2 separate regions of the Homo sapiens genome follow, and region 2 is linked to region 1. A link is a contact called in ENCODE Hi-C or POLR2A ChIA-PET data. All regions are on one chromosome and are shown on one strand. The core of a region is the stretch at or near the end of the contact, and the rest is flanking DNA. Distances in the headings are between cores, read along the strand shown.

Evidence for each region. A loop is a pair of places that touch in the nucleus more often than their neighbours do. ChIA-PET counts read pairs that join two places held with the same protein, here RNA polymerase II (POLR2A).
Region 2: a loop to region 1 is called in a map of ovary, with 28 times the contacts of the local background. The contact joins two enhancer-like sites. A Hi-C loop is called at or near these places in 1 of 168 maps with a recorded cell type or tissue (ovary). POLR2A ChIA-PET finds 5 or more read pairs at or near these places in 1 of 52 experiments (activated CD4-positive, alpha-beta T cell).

What each region holds. Positions count from the first base shown.
Region 1 is chr16:82,325,112-82,331,279 of GRCh38, reverse strand. No RefSeq gene overlaps it. Among named protein-coding and RNA genes, the nearest start is that of MPHOSPH6, 160 kb to the right of the region's middle. Within about 2 kb of position 1,384, at least 5 of the 41 ENCODE cell types and tissues checked have a DNase peak (open chromatin) inside an H3K27ac peak, as active enhancers do.
Region 2 is chr16:84,527,072-84,533,971 of GRCh38, reverse strand. No RefSeq gene overlaps it. Among named protein-coding and RNA genes, the nearest start is that of MEAK7, 26 kb to the right of the region's middle. RefSeq lists enhancers at 185-861, 862-1,540, 1,541-2,218 and silencers at 1,755-2,049, 2,332-2,545. Within about 2 kb of position 1,516, at least 22 of the 41 ENCODE cell types and tissues checked have a DNase peak (open chromatin) inside an H3K27ac peak, as active enhancers do.

The DNA of each region.
Region 1 (6,168 bases), core at 135-2,634:
ATCCAGGAAGTTGCATTTACAAAAATGAGAATTGAACACTAAACATTTGGCAACCTACAATTTGAGCTTGTATGTTACAGAAGCCAGCTTTACCCTAATAAACCTAGGTTACTGTTTTTTTCAAAATATCTTTTTCAGCTCCAGATTCCTACAATTCAAAAACTTTTCATTTGTTATATAGTGTCCGAAGGTACTTTCTAACATCTCAATGAGGCATGTGCACTTCTGTTTGTATTTATATTATTGTATAGGGTACTGTGTACTCAGCAAGTACAACCTTTAACTCTAGGAAATACTTAAAGGATTGCAAGATAGAATTTCTGTCTTCAAACCACAGGTCATCTCCTTGGGAAAATGAGACATATCCATGTAAAATGGTTGACTATCCCAAAGCACTACCTGAAGAAATGTAGCAACAAATGACATAATCAATAGGAAGTAATACAACACCTATACATCATTACCCATGTACCTCGGGCAAGTTACTCACCCCCACCCATCACCAACAACCCAGAACATAACTTCTTCCTTGAACAACACAGCACAACAATTGCACCCACCTCACTGGGTTGGGGAGACTTTAGGTAAATATAGGTGATGTGCATATAGCAGCAACTGGCCCAAAGTAAGCTTTCAATAAATGTTTGCTTCAATTTTGACAGGAGAGATAGCTAGCTATGGAAGGGAATGGCAGAAGGTATGTGGTGATGGCTAAGAGAGGATGTGATAAGGGAAAGAAGTAGGATCAGGAATGCATATGTTATGTTCAGGAAGCAGTGAGGAAATCAGTCTGGATATGTGACAGAGATTTCAAACAAGAGATCACTCTTACCAGGACTCGATTCTGCAGAATAAGAAATCAGTACCTTAACCACACTTTTGGAAAAGTGCATGATAAACGAAGGAAGGATAGATATGTGGATGAGTAGATGGAGAGATCAAAGAAAGAGAGAGAAAGGCAAGAAGAGAAAAAGAAAGACTGGTCAATCGGGATTTGACAGTATGGCACAGTGGAAAGAATTCATGCTTCAGAAGGAGAAAGACCTGGATAGAGGTTTCGACTCTGCTTCCTATTGTTGTATGATTTTGAATTAATTGCCTTCTCTCAGTAGCTGCAGCTTCCTACTTTAAAGCGGGGGTCACAGTCCCCATATCACATAGCCACATGGTGAGAAATAAATGAGGTAAACGATAGGAAGCCCGGCACACTGTCTGGCCATGGGGTAAGTTCAGTCATGCGACACTATGAAAGCCCTGCAGTGGAGATCAAGTTGCACTCAGCAAATATTTGCCTCTCCCTCCTCGTCTATTTAGTTAGTGAAAGCCACAGTTGCCTCTACAATAGCAATGAAAGCTCGGTTCCCAGACCGGCTCTGGCTAGGACTCAAGCTGGCAGTCAATGGAAGCAGGAACAAAAGCCCAGAAAACGCCACCATTGCACAAAGTCCTGGGCAATGTTGCCACCCTCCACACATCTCTATTAGGGAGGAGGCTTGGGATGCAAGCTAGGGTCTTAACAGTTTCCCCTCATTCTGCTGAGGAGAAATGTGCCCTGGTCTGAGAAAGCTTCTCTCCAATAAACATTCCTCTACCTGGCTCTGTTTACCTGCCATCCTCCGTCATACAAGAGCAAACTAGTCTTCACAATTTCCCAATCACACTGAAATTTCTGCTCTGGATTTTCTGCGCTTAAAGGGGTGGGGAGTGAAAAACTTGTCTAGTAGAGTTAGGGGTAACCGTCACAGAAATATATCATCAAAAACTGTGGTGGACCATTCATGGTGTTCTCATCAAACAATTGACTTAGTTGATTAAAAAAAAAAAAAAGTCCTCTTTGCAGAAAGCAAGAGTGAGTTTTCCAGCCATGAGGCACCCACTGCTGCCCTACAAAGGAAGAGGTTGTGAGAGAGAGGACTGTTTTGGCCACTTTCCCTCAAACATAGCAGAAAATGTGTCCTGCTGAGGGCATCAGACCCAGCCTATGGTTCTGCAGTGGTAACTCTCACAGCGGGTGGCCAGAGGCCAGCACTGGTCGTTTCTTGATGGTTTGTTTGTATCCCTGAAATGCCAGGAGCGTTGGGAAAATGATGGTGGGAGGGAAAAGGACAGAAATGGGAGAAAAGCAAAATGTTCTTTAAAAGCATTAAAAAAAAAAAAAACCCAGTAACCTGAGTGGGAAAGCAAACATGAGGCACTGCTAGCCACAGAAGTGAGGCTGAGGCTGGAAATGGGAAAACTGTCACAGCCTAACAGAGCCAGGACTCTGGAGGTCACACTTTGAGAACTTATGGCTTCTGCCCAACAACTGTCTTTGCGGGGCCACCCACATAACCTGCAGGGCCCAGTGCAAATGAAATGAAACGTGGGGCCTCTTGTTTCAAAAGCAGAAAAACATGTTGTTAATGATACTGAAATGTACAGTTTTTTCCTTTCTTCCACAATCTTTCTCTCAACTTGTCATGATGCTGTTTATTTGCTATTTAACACCATTCTAAGTAAAAAATTTAAAAATTAACACATTAACTTGTTAACATGAATTTTACCATCATCTTTGAATTGTGCAGTGTCAGTTTTAAATGCACATATAGGAGAATTTAACTAATGTGCAGAATCACAGAAATGACACAATTTGAAAAAAAAGAAATTATACAATTTGTATTCCACAGCTCATGCATGCATATATATTATACTCTTACCAGGACAGTGAAATTGTTGCACAAAACTGATTCAACTGCTTTATTTCACTTCTTATATTCTAGGAACACATTCTATCAACACTATCCACCTTCACCTTACTATAAGGAAGGACTGGAAGGAAAAGAAACTCTGTGTTGCCCAATCTGTCCCATTCCTTCTATGTCCTCATTTTCAGCATAAGTAGTCACCTCATGCAGGGAAGTAACATGAGTAAGAAAGAATCTGATAGGGTTCCTTGGTCGTTTGTTTCTTAGAATGCCATCCTCTTCCTTCGGTGTTCAAAGCAAGTCCTGGTTTGAAAGGAAAGCATTGATCCTAGGGTGGTCAGCACCTTTGGTTACTGAGTCCTAGACATAACACACTTACTTTGTACTCACTTTAAGTCTCTCTAAACTTCCATGCATTATGGGCCCATTGGAATTCTGTGCTCATGGGGCATTGAAAAATGCTATATGCAAACAGGGTGGCAAGGATTGCAGGACATACATATTGTGTGTCTTCTGCTCACAATCCTACATACAGTAACTCTTATCATTGTAAAAGAAATGAGAGGGAGATATGGGACATACAAACACAGAGGAGAGACACAAGAAAAGAAACCATGTAAAGGTAGAGGCATATATTGCAGTGATGTGGCTACAAGCCAAGGAACATTAAGATCCACCAGAAGGTAGAATAGGCTAAGGAGATTCTCCCTAAAACTCAGGAGGAAGTATAGTCCCGCTGACACCCCTATTTCAGACTTTTGGCCTCTAAAACTGTGAAACAATACGTTTCTGTTGTTTTAAGCCACTAAATTTATGGCAATTTGTCTTGGCATCCCTTGGAAACAAATACACTCCTATCGCAGCTTCCTTCCCCATCCCACGTAACCCCCTCACATCCATCATGCTATTGTATTGAAAGCACTTAGCACAGTAGGTGGCACATTTTTTTTTTCTTAAATCAATGATAACTTAGATATAAGCTCTAAAAGCACAAGGACCTTTTCTATCGTGACTTCTCTTCATCCTCAATGCCTAGCACACTGAAGGGGCTCAAAATGTAGCTTTCAAGTCAGCAAATGAATTAAGGATGTTTCCTTTAAGATGGAATGTAAGTTTGACTTTCACCCAACAAATTCTCCCAATACGCTATGAGATAATTAAACATATTTATATAGATCATCAATAGGGCTCTTGGGGTTTGTTCACTTATCCATTCAATAGCTATCCAATAGCCTTCTATAATCCTGGCCCTATTCAAGGTGCTACAGCTGCAGTGGCAAACAGGAGAGGTGAAGCCTCTGCTTTTGTGGAGTTTATGTTTGAGAGATGGAGACAGATGATATACAAGGAAACAAACAAGACTGTAGTAAGATTTCAAGTCGTGATGACTACTGTACAATTTTTTAAAAGGGTTGATATAAGGACAATGGTGGGAAGGCAGGAGCTATTTTGGACAGAGTAGTCATGAAAAGGGTCTCTAAGGTAATGACACTTTAGTTGAGACCTGAATGAAGGGTGTGTAGACATGAGGGAGAAAATACCTCAGACAGAGAGTGCAGCAAGTGAAAAGATCTGCAGCTTGGCAAACTGGAAGATGGACAAGAATTCTATGTAATTACACGTAGTCCCTGAAGGGAAACTGAGCAAATGGTGTCAAAAAGAAAAGTAGGAACCAGGTCATGTAGGTTTCATAGCAATGCTGAGTTTATTTTTTTCTGAGAAAAGACATTGGAGGATTTTAAGCAGGGGGTGACTTGATCTGTTCTAAGTCTCTCTGGCTGTTGCGTATAGAACAAACTGAAGGGAGTAAGGGGAGAGAATAGAATCAGAGATCTGTTGAGTTTTTACAGCCATCCAGTCAAGAGGGTACGATAGCATGGACAAGGTCTTTGTTGAATGAATTTTAAAAGGAGCAGCCCTGCACACATGTATGTTCTATAAAAAACAGATTTTAAACAAAGTTGTGCTAATTTAACCTACCTAGACTATATTAGTGATGGGTGTTCAGTGAATACTTGTAGATGGATAGCACAATCCCGATGCCCAGCTCATTGACAGTCAGGCTGACTTAAGACTTGCCAAAAGCTGATACTTCCAGCTGCATCAAATACCACAAAAAGGTGAAACACAGCATACTTCAATGTTGGCTTCATCTGTCTCTTGATATCCAGTGAGGTAAAAATGGCACCAAACTGGGCATAGAGACACATCCCCATAGTCTCAGCTACTTGGAAGGCTAAGGCAGGGGATCATTTGAGCCCAGGAATTCAAGGCTGTAGTGAGCTGTGACTGCACCCGTGAATAGCTACTGCACTCCAGTCTGGGCAACATAGTGAGATCTCATATGAAAAAAAAAACAAAATGGACACCTTTGCTCCTAGGATTGTCTGACCTATTATTCACCAGTAGCCAATCCAACTTATTTTAGCCCAGCTATTTCCAACCACAAATGGCAGAAAGGACAGGTAACATAAAAGCTCCTTGAATATAATATGCTGAAGATATTAGATGCTGATTTCTTGGTTGTGATCCCACCTGTTGGGGAATAGTGAGGAATAGGGTGAGGGTTTCACAGTACTGTTACTCATGAGATATGTGACCTGCCACATATGTCCTCTGTAACTGGCTCAGAGTTGAATGATTAAAGAAATATTTTGTACTGGGCTTGAGATTCATAAAGCTTAGAAGGCAGGCTTTAATATTCCTACAAATTTCCTGAATAGTATGTTAAAACTACACTCAACAAGCCTCTTTCTGAAGGGATATGGTAAGACCATGAGCTGTTGTTTCCCTCTCTAATGTTTTCTAGAATCTTTCCCAGAGTTTATACTTCAATATTCAGGCAAGTTAGGGACCCACCTGGGACTAAGTGATACTTTACCCTTATACCTTGCTAAATGACATGGTCATTCTGCAAAAACAGGCCAACAGGATACAATTTCACATCCCACAGAAGGAATCCAGGTTTTAGAGGAATACATGATCCAACACTCTACGTAATAACAACTTACTGAATAAATGAATGAATGAGTGCTGTTAGTTCACCGCCTCTGAGACCAAAAGTGTAACCTGAGGTTCTCTCAGCTGCTTATATTTCCAGCATCTGAGCACACTCATTATCAATAGATGCTTGAAAAATGATGAGGTTACAGAATTAGCTGAATTCATTCATGACCCAGATTTCCATATAACCTCAAGAAATCAAATGGAACTGAATACAAATGTTTGTGGAAATAACAGACATATATAATAATATATTTGCATTCCCTGCTTCTGGGCCAATTGACCTTGTTTATAGAGTATGATCCCATCACCTTTTAGTCACAGCTAAAGGGCTGAAGATGCTACCTGATCCAAGAATAGTCCTTCATAGATTGAGTTGAGCCAGTGTGTTCCTCCATTGGGAATCTCATTAAAGAGGCACAGAGTCTGTTATTAGTTGGCAGAAGATACTTGAGGACATAATGGAGGGAAAGTACTGGAA
Region 2 (6,900 bases), core at 267-2,766, 2.2 Mb before region 1:
TCAAAGAGACAACCATGCACTGTAATAAATCACAGAACATCTACTGAAGAGAACATCACTCATTTAGTAAATACTGGTGGGATGCGTGCATGATTTCAGCCACTAAAAGTTATGTTATGAGGCTGGGTGCAGTGGCTCACATCTGTAATCCCAGCTCTTTGGGAGGCTGAGGTGGGCAGTTCACTTGAGGTCAGTTGGAGACCAGCCTGGCCAACATGGCAAAACCACATCTCTACTAAAAATAAAAAAAAATTAGCCAGGCGTGGTGGCACGCACCTGTAGTCCCAGCTACTTGGGAGGTGGAGGCAGGAGGATCACTTGAACCTGGGAGGCAGAGGTTGTAGTCAGCCAAGATTACACCACTGCACTACAGCCTGGGCAACAGAGTGAGACTCTGTCTCAAAAAAAAAATTATGATATCAAGTGAAAAAAAATATAAAATTGTATAATTCTGTGTTGCTTCACTTCATGTGACAAGATTATAATTAAGATGTATAAATAGTCACAGGTTAAAAAAAGGAAAGAAAGGAGGGCGATTCACAGAACTGCTAGGGGTGGCCGTATTCCAGCTGCATATATGTGGTTGTGCAGACAGAAGTTAGTATAGCAGGCTTGAGACTGCTATCTTTCGGAAGACCTGCTTGCTAGGTTGACTCTTGGCTGGTGTCTGGGAACTTGGCACTTGAGCTGTTTCCTAAATGATAAAAGTGGTTCACTGTGCTTAGACCACAAACAATGTGGTTCGTGCTAAACACGTGCTTCCCTTCGGGAGCTGGGAATTTGGTACCTGCTAAGAAGAAGGTGCCAACTGACCAGCCCTTAGAAAAACTCTGGGGTGCTGAGTCTCTGATGGGCTTCCTTGGACAGAAGCCTTGCAGACACACAGCTGCATTTTTGTTGATGGGGACGGAATGTGCTCTGTGCAACCCTTCTTGGGGAGGGGAGGGCGTGAGAGAGCCTCATAATGGACTCCTGCAGACTCCAACTCTACGGTTTCGCCTTTTGAGCTGATTGTGTATCCTTACTGCACTGTTGTAAATAAATCTTAGCCACACATACAGCTACCTGAATATGCCGAAGCCCATATGAATTCTTTTAGCAAATCTATGAATGTGAGGGTGGTCTTCGGGACTCCCAGCATAATCTGTGTGAGGTTTCTTGCTTCTCTCTTCTGGAAGGTGGTTATGTTACTTTCATAAGGAAAAAAAATAAACACGCTTCTAAATTTTGCCAAATGAATGTGCAGCTATGATGTTCTGACAGTCATAAGGTTGTGTTCCTGGTGCCGCATCCTCAGCGGGAGTTTCCAGTAGCCGCTTAGCTGGCAGCTTCCTTCCTGCCCTGGCCTTGGCTCTAACATCCCTCCTATGGAGATTGTCAGAAGCCACCACTAACTCTCTTCCTACTGGGCCGCAGGCAGGAAACGACCCAGATAGCCTGGAGCTGAGGCCTTGCCCTGAAAGGGAACCGCACATGAATGCAACAAGACACAAGAACTCCCAAATATGGACATGAGATGTTAAGCAGCCAAGAATGTGCTTTTAGAAATGGTACCAAGTTCCTCGGCTGCTCCTGGGGAATTCCTCTCGGGAATGCGGAGGCGAATGGTCATTCTTTTCTGGAAAGGTCACTGCTTGTGTTAACATTCACCCTCCCAGTGAGTGCCCTGGCTGAGCTTGTGAATGAGAGAATCAGAATGGAGGGATTTCAGCAAGCAGAGGGGACTAAAGGGACATTTTGCCAAAAATGCAAACCCAGCAGCCAAGATTGCAGTCATTTTCAATAAATGTCAAGCTGCAATACATTTTCAAGTTGCAATCAGTTTGCAAGTTGGTAACATTTTTGGGTTCCTTTGTTCAGGTTCTGGCTTGTCTGCTTGGAGGGTGCGTTCATCTGGAGTGTCAAGACTGACCTGGGGGCGGAGGTGTGGGTGGCGCCGGGGACTTGTTCACCTGGGAAGGATACCACGTCTCTCAGCCTTTGGAAGGAGTGAATGGATGAGCAAATGAATGAGTGCATGAGCAGGCATGATGCTTAGAAACGCAGTGAACCAACTCCGATCCCAAACTGCAGCAGGCTTCATGACAAAGGGAGCAGAACGTACTGGTGAGAACAAGGGCTGTGCTGTCAGACAGACTTGGTTTCCAGACCTGCCTCCACCACAGTGAACTGGGACAAGCCATGCATCTGACTTGTGTATTGGCCACAGATATCTTGGGCAAGATCTCTGAGCATCTGTTTCCTCATCTGTCGCATGGTGCCCATCATTTCTACTTTGAGGGGCACTGTGAGATGAAATGCAATCATGCATGTCAAGTGCAGGCACTCAGGCAGCTACCGGCTCCTCAGGGTTTATTAGGAGGGCACATCAGGAGGAGGGTAAAGTTTCTACCTTCCAGCTGGGTGTGGCTCACACCTGTAATCCCAGCACTTTGGGAGGCTGAAGTGGGAGGATCGCTTGAGACCAGGAGTTAAAGTCCAGCCTGGGCAACATAGCGAGATCCCGTCTCTACAGAAAATAGGAAAATTAGCTGGGTATGGTGGCATGCGCCTGTGGTCCCAACTACTCAGGAGCCTCAGGTGGGAGGATCGCTTGAGCCCAGGAGGTTGAGGCTGTGGTGAGCTATGATCGTGCCACTGTACTCCAGCCTGGGCGACAGAGTAAGACCCTGTCTCAAAAAAAATAGTTTCTACATTATGGTGGGGGCAGAAAGGAAGGGTGGGGAAAGAAAATTAACCTTTATCAAAATCAAAATGTACCAGGAACTTTAAATTTTATTTAATCCAAATCGGAAGTCTTTTCAGGTGGGGTTGGCCTTTTCAAAAATTAATGTACACATGAATTCCTTAGAGATTTCATTAAAATGTAGACTCTGATTTAGCAGGTCCCAGGTTGGGGGCTGAGAGTCAGGATTTCCTTTTTTTTTCTCCCTGCCTGGCTAATTTTTAAATGTTTTATAGAGACAGGGTCTCATTATGTTGCCCAGGCTGGTCTCAAACTCCCGGGCTCAAGCACTTGTCCTGCCTCAGCCTCTCTAACTAAGTGCTGGGACTACAAGTGTGAGCCATGCCACTCAGCCCCACCTGCATTTCTGTCAAGCTGGAGGGTGATGCTAATGCTCCTGGTCTGTGACCACACTTTGAAAGACAAGAAGGTAGGCAACTCTTACTGTGCCCATTGCATAGATGAGGAAACCGAGGCTCAATGAGGAAACCCAGGACTGTCTGGCTCCAAAGCCCGTACTCTTTCTCTTGTGTGGCTCAAGGTTTCTCAGTGGCTGATGACCGTCTGATGGGCGTATGCCATCAGGGAAGGGTGACACACCCAGAGGATTGAAGAGTCTCTTCAGAGAGGATGGGCAGGTCAGAGGGACCAGAACAGGATGCCAGAGCACCCAGCAAGCTGCAGCAGGTGTGAGAGGAGAGAATGGTGTCAGGGAGTTTGCGAGCCAGCGACGCAGCATGGGATGAGGTTTACAGACAGGAGCCAAGACCATAGCAGAAGAATGGAGCCACTGCTGAAAGCAAACCCAGTGTGAGTGGCGCTGAGGGGAGGGTGACGGGTGCCCTGGCCTCTGTCTCCTGCCAGCCTCTGAGCTCCTGCTAGTGCCTCCCACTGGCCAAATCCAAGGGAGCCTAAGGGACGAGATCCTAGAGATCAGCTTTCCGGGCTGGAGAGCAGAGAAGAGAAAGATCGAGAATGGGTGGGGAAGGGCACACAGGAAGTAGTTGGCATGTCCTGGAATCCCAGATCTGCTACTTACTAGACACATGGTCTTGGGCCAGACATTATCATCTCTGAGCCTTGGTTTCTGTCACTGCAAAGTAGAGCAAATAATAGGCCCTTTCCCACAGGCTTATGGCAAACATCATCAAGGTACTGCACGTCACCGCCACTTGTAATAACCCTGCTGATCAGGAAAGAAGTTTTGGGAAAGGAAACTCAGATGCCAAGAGCTAAAGATACAGTGGTTCTGTTAAAAGTGTCAAGAGTTCAAGCTGGAGTTCTGCTTTGCAAATAACAAGACCTCCAGGCCCTCTGTAATGTAGTGGTGGATCAGTCCCAAATCACCAGCACTCTGCTCAAGCATAGCAACTGTCTCCACATTTTGATGGTTTACATACAGTGCAGAGGCTTTGAAGATGCTACTTGATGCAGCTTTGGCTGCATCTGATGACTCTGGTGGAGAAACAACTGAGTAGACAGGGAGCTGCAAAACAACAACCCGTTCCTGTCACTGTCTCAATGAAGGACCCCGCTACATTCCCAGATGTACATTCCAGAAACCCAGGAGGCATCTTGATGGCACCGAGTCCAGCTCCCTTCCACTTCCAGCCCTCTAGTCAAAGCCCCTGCCATCCTACACCTCCTCACTGGGTTCCACTCTTTCCATCTATTCCCATACAGCAGCCAAAGTGACGTTCCTACAATGCATAGCTCAGCATGACACTTACTGCTGAAACCTGTGAGCCCCTCCCATTGCTCTGAGAACGCGGTCCTACAGGCCCCTCCTGAGCTGGTCTTGCCCACATCTGTCCTGGCTTGCTCTTCTCCAACGAACACCTGCTTCCTTTAGACTCTCCACATGGCTCTTTCTCCTTCCCCAGGCCTCCCTATAGCCTGGACTGATGTCCATTCTCTCCCCTCATCCATCTTTTCCTCTCCATCTCCTAGGTCTCAGCTGGTCTTTCACCTCCTCAGGAAGCCCCTCTTCTCCCTGAGTGGTTGCCATCCAGCTGTTATATACCCTGTGGGCCCTGTGGTGTTTTTCTCCTCAGCACTTGTGACTAAGGGATTATGTGCATAATATGGGGTTTGCTGGTATCTTCCCTTTAGAGTGGCAGAAACCGTGTCCATCACCACACTTTGGCAGTGCTTAGCCTGGTGCCCAGCAAGGAGTAGGTGCTCCAGAAAGATTTGTTGGATGAGTGAATGAGAAAATAAAGAAATGACAGCCAGGTGCGGTGGCTGTCATGCCTGTAATCCCAGCACTTTGGGAGGCCAAGGCGCGGGAATCACTTGAGCCTAGGAGTAGCCAACATGGCAAAACCCCATCTCTACTAAAACTACAAAAATTAGCCAGGTGCGGTGGTGCATGCCTGTAATCCCAGCTACTCGGGAGGCTGAGGCAGGAGAATCACTTGAACCCGGGAGGTGGAGGTTGCATTGAGCTGAGATCGGGCCACTGCACTCCAACCTGGGTGACAGAGTGAGACCCTGTCTCAAGAAAAAAAAAAAAAAAAAAGAAAAGAAAGAAAATGAAGAAATGAGACACGCTCTCCATAGGCACCTTCTGTCTCTAGCTCCTAAGTCTTCACACTCACGGTTTCAGCACGGGAGGAGCTGAAACACTAGTTCCCTCTTTGAAGTCATGAACATCGAGGGTTTGGGTGTCCAAGTGAGAGAAGTAACCCACAGAAACAGTTGTGACCCCTTTATGACCTTTATAAAAGCCATAGGCAGAAATCACAAGCCCCCTGTGGCCCATATATGGATGGCGCTAAGTGAGCTTGGCAGCTTCTGCAGGCGGTGCAGCATCCCTGCAAATTCACTCCAGCTTTCAAAGAGGGGTCAGGTGGGGGTGGTCTGGCAGGTGTATGGAACTGGGCAGAAAGACAGGCCTATGAGAGATGCCCTGTTGCACCCTTAGGAAGAGCGGGCACTGTCCTAGGAGCTCTTGTTCGTTAGGTGCCCAAAGTCTGAAGCAGGTGTCACCCACCCACATCTTACAGATGGGGAGAGTGAGGCTAGTTAGATAGCTGGCTCAGGTCACACAGCCAGTGGATGTGCAGAGCGTGGCTCCTTGGCCCCAGCTCTTTGTCCCCACGCTCTGCTGCCTCTGGCTGATGGGGAGCACTTTACAACGAGCTGCCCCACGCACAGGCCTTCAGGATTTCTGCTCTGTCATGTGATTCAGTGAGTGACCTTGGGCATCAGCCCAACCCACTTCTCTTTTCTTGGTGTCTCCTTTCTGTTCTCTGTGATCTAGGGCAGTGGCTGAGGACATCAATTCTGGAGTTAGATCCGAGGTGTGAGCCCCCAGCTCCTCCCCTCCTGTGTGATTTCGAGCAAGTCAGACCACCTTTCTGTGCCTTGATTTCCTCATATATAATATTTGCATAATACCTGAGCTTGCTTCATCAAATTGTGGAGATGATGACATAAGTCACTGCTGGTAAAGGCCTTAGAATAGTGCTTGGCACATAGAGCAATGCGCATGCCTGCTATTAACATATTTTAAGATAACAAATCCACATTGGCTCAAAGAACGGAACTTTGTTGGAAAATTCTCTTAATCTGTTCCTGGGTGCCCTGCCAAGCAGTCTGCTCTGCTTAGAGCCAGGAGGCTCAGCTGGAGTCCCTGCCCACCCTGCCCGCCCCGGCCCCCCCTCGCTGTGTGCCCTTGGGCAAGTTGCTGGATCTTCCTGAGCATTCATTTTCACGCCTGTGAAATCAGGCGTCGTTCTTCTCCGCAAGAGGCCTCTGAGCATTCAAAGAAATACTGACTCAAAAGCAGCAAGTAGCTCAATCTGAGAGTCTTTTCTCTTCCTTCTAACCACGTCATCCAAGATTCACACGGGCACATCAAACATCCCAGGACTCACCCTGCTTCCGTGAGCGTGGCCGCCTGCCACCATTGGAAAGCCCTCGGAGTCATTAATAACATAGTCTCAAAAATAATAGCCACCGTCTTTTCCTGTTTTCCAGCTTGTGGGCTGACGAGCGGCTGGAATTGTCATCTCCACAGTGGGATTGGCAGAGGGACTGGAAGGACTTTGGGAACTCTAAGTCCTAACAAAGAAAACAGTCCGCCCGGGGCTCTCCGAGGCTGTGGCCTCCACTGTGGGTGTGTGCTGAGGCTTGGACCCGTTTGCCCCTTCCCGAGGCATCACATGACT